Linked DNA regions of Homo sapiens: region 1 is linked to region 2. Evidence: read pairs that join two places in POLR2A ChIA-PET (ENCODE). Cell type or tissue: GM12878. All regions are shown on one strand. Each heading gives the region's core, and the rest is flanking DNA. Links, peaks and the distances in the headings are about the cores only.

Evidence for each region. ChIA-PET counts read pairs that join two places held together with the same protein. Peaks named below come from ENCODE experiments on the same cell type or tissue, not always from the same donor. Only the 100,000 strongest peaks of a DNase experiment are listed, where the experiment ranks them.
Region 1: POLR2A ChIA-PET joins it to region 2 with 6 read pairs; 4 of 35 experiments call an interaction of 5 or more read pairs at or near these places.

The regions. Positions count from the first base shown.
Region 1 is chr5:159,038,526-159,042,924 of GRCh38, reverse strand. All of the region lies in intron 6 of EBF1 (EBF transcription factor 1), which reads left to right. Among named protein-coding and RNA genes, the nearest start is that of EBF1, 59 kb to the left of the region's middle. RefSeq lists a silencer at 2,699-2,778. In GM12878, for the core only: no CTCF peak of the experiment used is centred there; a DNase peak (open chromatin) is centred at 2,564; H3K27ac peaks cover 431 bases.
Region 2 is chr5:159,089,241-159,093,639 of GRCh38, reverse strand. The region is part of intron 4 of EBF1 (EBF transcription factor 1); the gene reads left to right. Among named protein-coding and RNA genes, the nearest start is that of EBF1, 8.5 kb to the left of the region's middle. RefSeq lists an enhancer at 1,734-2,863. In GM12878, for the core only: no CTCF peak of the experiment used is centred there; no DNase peak of the experiment used is centred there; H3K4me3 peaks cover 704 bases.

The DNA of each region.
Region 1 (4,399 bases), core at 148-4,147, 51 kb after region 2:
TAAGCAGCTACCTAGTAGCTCCCTGTCATGACATCCTATTTAACTTTTTTATTTTTTTTTTTTTACTGTGAATGTTTGGTAAATAAAAATAAAATATATGTAACACATGCTATAAAGTCATCCAAACTTGTGAACACTCTACAGAACTTAACAACTTAGACTTTTTAAAATTTAAGATATTAATAAGTAGGAGGGCTATGGTACACTTGTCTTTAGAAGACGGATTTTTTTTAAGTAACTGAAAAAGGAGGTAATTATTTTAAGCTTTAATATAGTTTTTGTTGCTGGGGAGCCAAAACATACACACACACATGCACACACACACACACACACACACAGGCAAAGAATTTTTTTTTTCCTTTGGGAAAACAGTAATATGTGTAAACTGGTTTGGAGGAAGTTTATTGTTTCCCAGCCAGAATGACATTTAGGATATTTGAATTCATTGATCATAGTTTTAGGTAAATAAACACTGAAATAGGGTCAGCTTTTAGATATATGGATGGGCTGGGATGCAAGAGAAAGGCTGGCTTCGGGTCCAGGCTTTGCCTTTGATGGGCTATGTACCTGGGACTTGTTTATTTTGCTTTTTTTGGAGCTTCAGTTTCCTCACCTCTGAATTGAGTGGATGAAAGGACCGTCAAGGTTTGCCACGTCCTCATTCCCTGCTTCTGTGATCTGATCTTCTCAGATCCAGATCCCTTTGTGAGCAGAAGATGCAGGCAGGGACCAGGATCCCCATGAATGAGGTAGGCTACCTGCAGGTGTGCATCCCTCCATGCCATGGCTTTGATGGGTTGGCGCCGACAGCAAGCTTTTTTGCATGGGAAAAAGTTCCCTTCCAATTACACAGCAGTTTTGTGGTGGCTGAGGGGCTATAATGGGAATGCTTTGCAGCCAAAGCACTCTCATTCATAAATTCCACTGTGACACTCTCTCTAATTTTTTTCTCTTTTGGATAGATCAGTATTCTGTGGTTTCCTCCACCACAGCCATGCAAGCAAAAGTGAGTAGTTAAATCTCGTCATGGCCTTTAAGTCTCTGCAACACACGGACATGACAGTGTCAATCATAAGCAATATTTGGTGCAGTAAATAACAGTGAGCTGACCCTTCCAATATCTTCTAGGAGGCGTCTTTAAAATGAAGTACAGGAAGGAACTAAATATAGGAGCTGGTCTGTTTCTAGTTTATGGATTTCTCTAGAAATAGACATTTTATTCTGGTAAAAGCTCTGTGTTCATCACACACAGCTAGATGCATGTGCTGAATGTCAACCTCTGTGCAGGTGTGAATATCTAATGTAAATTATGGAAATTTAGGCTGCTTTTAAAAAATATTTTCTACATCTGCTTTTGTAATTTGCATTATTCCTGGGATCCCTTTCTAGAAGTGACTAAAATGCAGAAAGAAAATCAAAGTAAATGTCATTCAAAGAAATGAAATACATAAAATAACCACACAGAATCCATACGCGACAGGCTGTTTTAGTATTTATTTTTTTAAACGTAAGAAGTATATATATTCCCTTAAAGCCAATGTATGAGTCCCTTTAGCAGTGATCTAAAAGATTTCTACTTCATGAAAAACCTATTCCTCTGAGAATCTGCACCCTGTGTTCAGGTAGGTATGTATATGACACAGAACATTAAAAAGTTAACGTTTGCCTTTTCCATGCAGTGTTTGCTATGTTTTCATAGCAGGGATGAGTTAGATTCAGCATAATTGGAATTTCAGAAATACTGTTAGTTTATTAAGGCATTGGGGATTGGTCAAGCTCAGTTCAAATGACCATTGATGTGTGTGACGATGGGTACCAAATTGTGGTGTACTGAACTGTGGATTGTAAGTCTGCCAAGGGTTTGCCTCTGTATTTCTCTTTGGAAAAGATGACTGTTCCTCTGTAGATATGTAGCACAGAATCCGTTTCTAAACAGCTACTATAAAATCTGTTTATTGGTGTCTCTTGTCTACATACAGCCACCTGTCTAAAAGCATAAATTCACATGTAGAGAGTGGTCTATTCTCCCTACATGAGTATATGTCACCCCCATCGGCATCAGTGAAAGCTATGTGCTTACCAGCAGGAGAATAGATTCATATGCTGTGAAAAGGTATGGAATTCTGATTTATAGTCTGTGTTGCTTTTAATGGATATACCTGCAACAGCCACAGAGCTAAACCTGTAAGGTGTTAAAATAAAACATTTTACAGTGCAATATATTGCCTGCTTGTTAGTTAAAAGCACTACCAGGGAGCACACTTTGGTTAAATTTGGCTGTGTTAAAAACATATGTAAAAAAATCTTTGTTTTCTTTTCTCCATTCTTGTTCTCTGTATTTCTCCAAGGATGCTTTCCCTGTTTCCAGGACTCAAGGCCTGGCAACACCAAGGGCACTGAGGGTGGACATGAGTGTGGCTTCAGACGAAACTAAAATGAAAGATTAAAGCAATTCTGAAAGATTTCAAGATAGGCCACTGCCAACTCAGCTTCAGAAGAAGAAAAAGGGAAGGAAAACTAGTTTCTTGAGTCGCTTGTAATCTGGATCATAGCCATTTTGGTGGTGGCCTCAATGGATGTAAAGTAGATAGTGCTTTCAAACCCTTCATGCCAAGGCTCAAAAGCCTTTGCAGAATCATTTATTAAATATTTAAGCGCTTCCTCTTTCTGCCTCTCACTCAGCGACAGAGAGAGCCTGAGAGCAGCATTTTCTAAGCCCAGTGTGGTGCTGGTGTGCGGCACTTTCCTTAGGTTTACTGGCCAGGGTCAGCTTTGTTTTGGCTGATGCTCAAGCAAGCACCCCTCACTCACAGCTGCAGGACCCTCACCACTACAGTTACAAATGGATCTACGTCCTTTTGTGTTTGTGGAGTCTTTAAGTGAGGTGGCATTTTAAAGAAATTCACAGTGCTTTAGAGAATGGTTAATATTACATTTGAGCAAAAAACAATTTTACGCATAAAATTTAGGATTACCTCAAGCAAAGCTTTTGTTTAGTTTTGTCACCTTTTAGAGGTACTCCAGAAAATATTTTAAACCTAGCTGTGTATATCAAGGGTCTGGGGACCTCATTATTAGAAATGGTGGTCTGTACTCATTCGATATTTTATTCCTTACTTGTTTTACTCCCTGCCCAAGTCTTGCTTTTAGGTGAGCATGAATCAAATCCAATGGGACATTTTTAGCTCTTCCCAGGGCCCTTGAGAAGGAATAATAGTATGTGTTGGTTTTAAGTTTCATGACAAAACCGCTTTTAATATTTAAATAATTTTTCTTCTGAAATGGGGAACTCCAAATAAAAAAGTTATTTAATAGCGAAGTTACTTTAACAACTGGCTTTCCTGTTTCTTTCTTTCTTAAAATCTGGAATGGTGCTAAAATAAAGTATAATGTAATATTTCAGATAAATATATTTAGGCCCTGTGAAAATCCTGCTTCACAGCATTTGTAGGGAAATGTAATGCATGCAAAAGTAGACAGTAGTTTATATAGTAGTTTTATTTTAACTAGTACAATATAACAACCTGACATGCTGTGAAAAATAAATAACTTTTAGAAAATGCATTTTCCAAGTATGAAAGTAATGTTGAAAAATGACTGAGGTAATCACTTTTGTATAGATTCTGAAAGTAGAAGAGAGGGGAATAATAATTTATGGTTTAATGCATAGAGTTATACAAAAGTGTAAAAGATTTTCTTTTCTGACGGACCCAGAGGAATCTGCTGTGCCATTTTGCAGAATGACTCAGGGAAGAGGGCTGACTTGTGAGCCAGCACGTGCAGGCATCTTGGCCAACTCATTTATACCACAGACTCTTTGTTTTGGTTTTGGGGTTAGCAGATTGAGTAAATGGATTTCTTTTTTATTCCTTCAGAGGAAAAAGGACTCTTTTGGCTGTTAAATTCCAATTTTCTAAAGGAAGTAAACATTCCATCTCAGGCTTCTCACACATCAGATAAACACCACTTTGAATCATATGTTTATCCTGGAAGGAAATCGCCTCTCCATTTTGTAGATGGGGGCCCAGGAAAGAGGCTACTTGTCCGAGATCCTACAGCTAGTGGGCATCTGAACCAGGATCTCTTTCTACCCCATCCCATTAGCCCTCCTGGGAAGAGTTAGGGTGGAATTTCTGAGACTTCCACAGCAATTAGGTGCTCAGACACTAGATCAAGGGGAACTTTCAAAGTGTTGTTGATAGTCTTGCTAATAGGTCAGGCAGCCCAAAACAGCGCAAATATTATGAGGTGATCAGCACTACACCAAGGAATGGCTTAGGAATGAGGTCTGATCCCCACTCTCCATAGTCTCTATCAGCTACCCACTGGCCTTCTTAAATGCAGTCTAAGTTAATGTGTGTTTGCTTGCTGTGAGGCATGGCCTCTTTGCTAATTTCTT
Region 2 (4,399 bases), core at 195-4,194:
TAAAGCAATACATCAAATATCATTTTACTAACAAGGTCATAGAGCTTAAGAAAAACTGCAGCTTAAGGCATTCTTTGACCACTTGGTGTCATAAATTCTATCAGGAAAGAGGGAGGAAGAGAGAGAGAAAGAGAGAGAGAGGAATAAGAACAAGATTAGTTTTATTTTCGATAATAGCACTTATGAGAAAGTCATTTGCCATAATATGACATCTCAGTAAAAGTCAAAATTATAAATGCATGCAATGATATATTTTGGTGGGGAGTGGCCTGAGAAAAGGTTGAATAATTATCTAAGTCTAAAAAATATCAGGAAAAGGAATATTTCAAAGCTTACCTGTGTGCTTTCATAATAATTGTTTAACCACCTCTCTGTAGCTTTCACTTTGAAAGGCAGTTCCTACTCATTATCCAATTGCTTGTTCTTTGATTATGTGCTGCAAGAGTTTTGGAAGTAGGTTAGCTTCTTGTCTACAGGGTTAATACAATGGCCTCCAAAAAGCAGATAGATGAGCGTGAAGAAGCTTAACTTTCCCTAGGTGTGACATAAAAATAATTGATATTTAGCCTTAATGAGTAAAACAGTTAATTTTCCTCTAGCTTGAAATTATTCTATCATAATTAAATACCAAGTCTGATTTAAAATTTCTTGAATCTTTGATTTTAGTTTAATATACAGTGGCTCCTTAAATCAGATGTAAGTCTTGATATAAACTGATGGATTAAATGATTACATTTTTTTTTCCTGTGAAATTCTTCCTCATACATTATGGATTTTGATAATTATTTAGAGTACAGAATGAAACACTTCTGGTCTGATAAGTTCTGATAACATCATCAATTGTGGAAGGAATACCTAGCCACTGTTCAAGTGTCTTTTCTTAGCTGCCTGTTTATTATAACATTTTTCCTATCAGAGATGCAGCTTTATGTGAGTGATGTCATATTCTTGACTAGAAAGTGGGGTTAAAACTCAAAAGGAATTTTGGACAAGCAAAATTTAAAACTATTTTTGCATTCTACATTTCCATAAACTGTTCTTGATCTTGGGTGGGATTAGCAGCATTGAGATAGAAAAGAAATGTACTCAATCAACCAAGATGTGTTGGTATGACACAGTATTTCACACCTTTTCAAAGTGTCTCATTAGACTATTTTGGGTAATGACTCTTAATTTTTGGACTCTACCAGGAAAGATGAAGCTTCATTAGAAATGAATATATAAGAATCTGAGATCCCTTATCCCTATGCCTTCATTGTAAAGCACACAGGATATAATATTTTAAAAATTCACCCACCAACTAGAAAATAAGAGGCTTGCTTTTGGGAAGGGTTGTTCAAAACCAAGTTTAGCTGGACTAAAAATAGTTTGTTTTCGTGTCATTACTGTTTTTGGTATTCCATTAGTGAGCATGCAGAATGCCCTGTAGGACCCAGAAGTTTATGGCTGCTGCATCCAGAAACAATATCTACTGCAGAAGCTCAAATGAATCCAGTGGGGGAGGTCTGAGGTTTAGTGGGCATCCTTTCAGATTTTCATGTAGTATTTGAAATATGATTACATTCTGTGATTGCTATAGTGAGTTATATATCTTTAAATAGTTTTTTTTAAGTTTAGCTTATCTCCCCTCTTACCATCTTGCTTTAAAAGAGTGATATTTTATAATTCAAAGAAAAGATACCAAATTGTATTAAGTTATCAAAACAAAACACTCTTCCCCTAAACAAAAGCCTGCTTGAGAAGCAGGAAATCGTAGTCACATAATCCTTGTATGTATGGATTTGAAAGTAGATGATGTAGTGAGGAGACCGTGAAAAGGTTCCCAGGACAGTGGGGGGTCCAAGGTACAATCATCAGAAATGCTATCAGGTTTCTCTTCCCAGCTAGACTTCTTGATATATTTGTTTTGATCTTCCCCGTACTTTAAGGTATTGATGCAAGTGTATTTTTTTCCTATTGATTGTTTCATTATATCCTGCCATGGCTACATAGATTTGATTAACAACCCTTTCAGTTCATGGTTCTTCATTGGTAGATAAACACATTTTCAGTATATCAATAAGTTCCCAAGGAATTCACTAGGCCAGCAGAGAGTTTCTTTCATATATTTGGGGAAATAAACAAACAAAAAAGGACACAGCAAGTTTATAGTCAGAGGCCATATTTCAGCAGCTTTCTCTCTCCTTTGGTAACATGTCAAAAATGCAGGTGATTTAAATTTCCTTGCACATAGAGGAATGAAGAAGTTTGGAATTTTTATGCATGATCAGGACCTGTGTTTGGGAAAATGTAAACTCATCACAGTGGAAAATGTGTTGTTTGGAGTCTGGGGGTGAAAACAAAGCTGATGGTTTTGGAGAGATTGCCGGAGCCAGATGGCCTAGTACTTCCCCAGTCTGGCGGGCCAACTGCTCCCTCCTGGATAATATACAGCCATTTGTTCGGGGATATTTACGCTAGAGCTGTTTCCATGTGAATGTTTGAACAGCATTAAAAACGAACATATTAGTAGAGATGCATTTATTGAACTCATATGACTGTACAGATAGTCTGTTCTCTCTGTCTTATATTGCTGAGAGCGATGAAGGAGTGTTTGGACATTGGTGAATTGTCTACATAGTTGTTGAGCAAGAATGATCTGGTTTTAGTGAGCAATTAAAATACATCAATGTTTGGAATCAGACTAATGGAAATAATGTTAGCACCTACCTTGAAGCTCCGTTGTGAGAATTAAATAACTTCATACATGTTAAGAACTTAGAACAGCGACTGGTACAAATTAAGTGCTTAATAAATTAGATGCTTTTATTATTATTATTATTATTATTATTACCCCATTGGGTTGACAAAGCCAATTGTATTTACTAATGTAGGTGTAAATGTAGTTACCATAGGAGTGAAATATCTTTTATTTGTGCTAGAAAAAGAAATACAATATGGGATTGTTAGAGTGATTTAGTTTTTTATGGTGTTTGAATAATATAAGGGGTTTTAGCTCTTTGAGACATAAAAGATGCATTCTAAAGCTAACTGCTTTTGGTACACATTCTCTTTTTATTCAGGGCTGTGATGTAACTGAACAGCACACTGAATCTGATATCATTCCTTCGCAACTTTCCTAATTCACTTCTGAAAACGGGCCTGCTTAGCTGCTGAGCTGAAATTACATCTTTGTAATTTGTTCACCAGTAGCCAAGCTGCTAATTGAAGCAAAATTATTTTTTTATTTTATTCCACTACTAATGTTGGATTGCTGTTTGACACGTTGTTTATGAAATGTCAGATTTGTAGTGTTTCCTTTGGCATGGTTTAATTTTTAACTAGTGTGCCTTCACCTACTGGAAATTTCTAAGACCAGATTAGCTAGCACCTTTTTTTTTTTCTTTCTTTTTTTTTTAATGACAAACAGTAGAAATTGGTGGTTGAATGTAATGATTATTATTATAGTGTGTTGATATTGTAGGTGTGCATATCATTTTTTGATTAGCTCAATTCTTGGTAATTTGCTGCCAAAGGCTTGTTGACAGTTTGCATTCAGAAGACATTTCACTTTTGGTTACAGCAGGTACTTTGTGCATTCATGAACTTATTCTCTTAGGTGACAAAGTAGGTTTGGCTTTTTATTTTGTAAGGGGAAAAAGGAGTAACATATTTTCAAGGTACAGTTTTGATTTAAATAGAAAATTAGAAGTCTTTGTTAGTTACTGATAACCTTTCTTTTCCCTCCCTCCAATCCTTTCTTCCTACCTTCCTCTCTTTTTCTTAATTTCTTTTCCTTCCTTTCCTTTCTTCCTTTTTCTTTTCTTTTCTTCTTTCTTTCTTTCCTTCTTTCTTTCTTTCTTCTTTTCTTTTTTCTTTTTCCTCTTCCTCTTCTTCAACTAATGATGATAAGTTTCCTTTTGTTTGCTTATAAATCAAGAAAGGTTCCTAATGAAAATATTTTGTTTCTAAAAATCCTTTGGATTTTGCTGAACCAAAGTCAAAAGTATTCTCTTCACCGCCTTTATTTTGTCGTGGAACACAAAGAGTTAAAACTATTAGAAAAGTAAACACAGAAAAACCATGTTCAATTCTCTGTATTTCCTTTGGCATCCTATTGAAGTGTGATCCCGGTGTACATTCACTGTGTATTTTTTCATTTTACTGTGTGGTCTTTACCCATAGTAAGTTTCAATTAACTTTTAAGACCTAGCAGTATTTAAGAAAAGCTAGAATGAACTACGCTTCACAGTATGTCTTTCAAAACAGTGGCAACTCAGGCAGGTTTTTGTATATTGATTGATTGGTTGATTTTCAAAGATATTACAGGTTACTTTATAATTGAGCGTTTAGAATTGATGATATTTTATTCATAACAGTGAAATTTCCAGAGATGTTTTTGCATAAGAATATGCAAGTT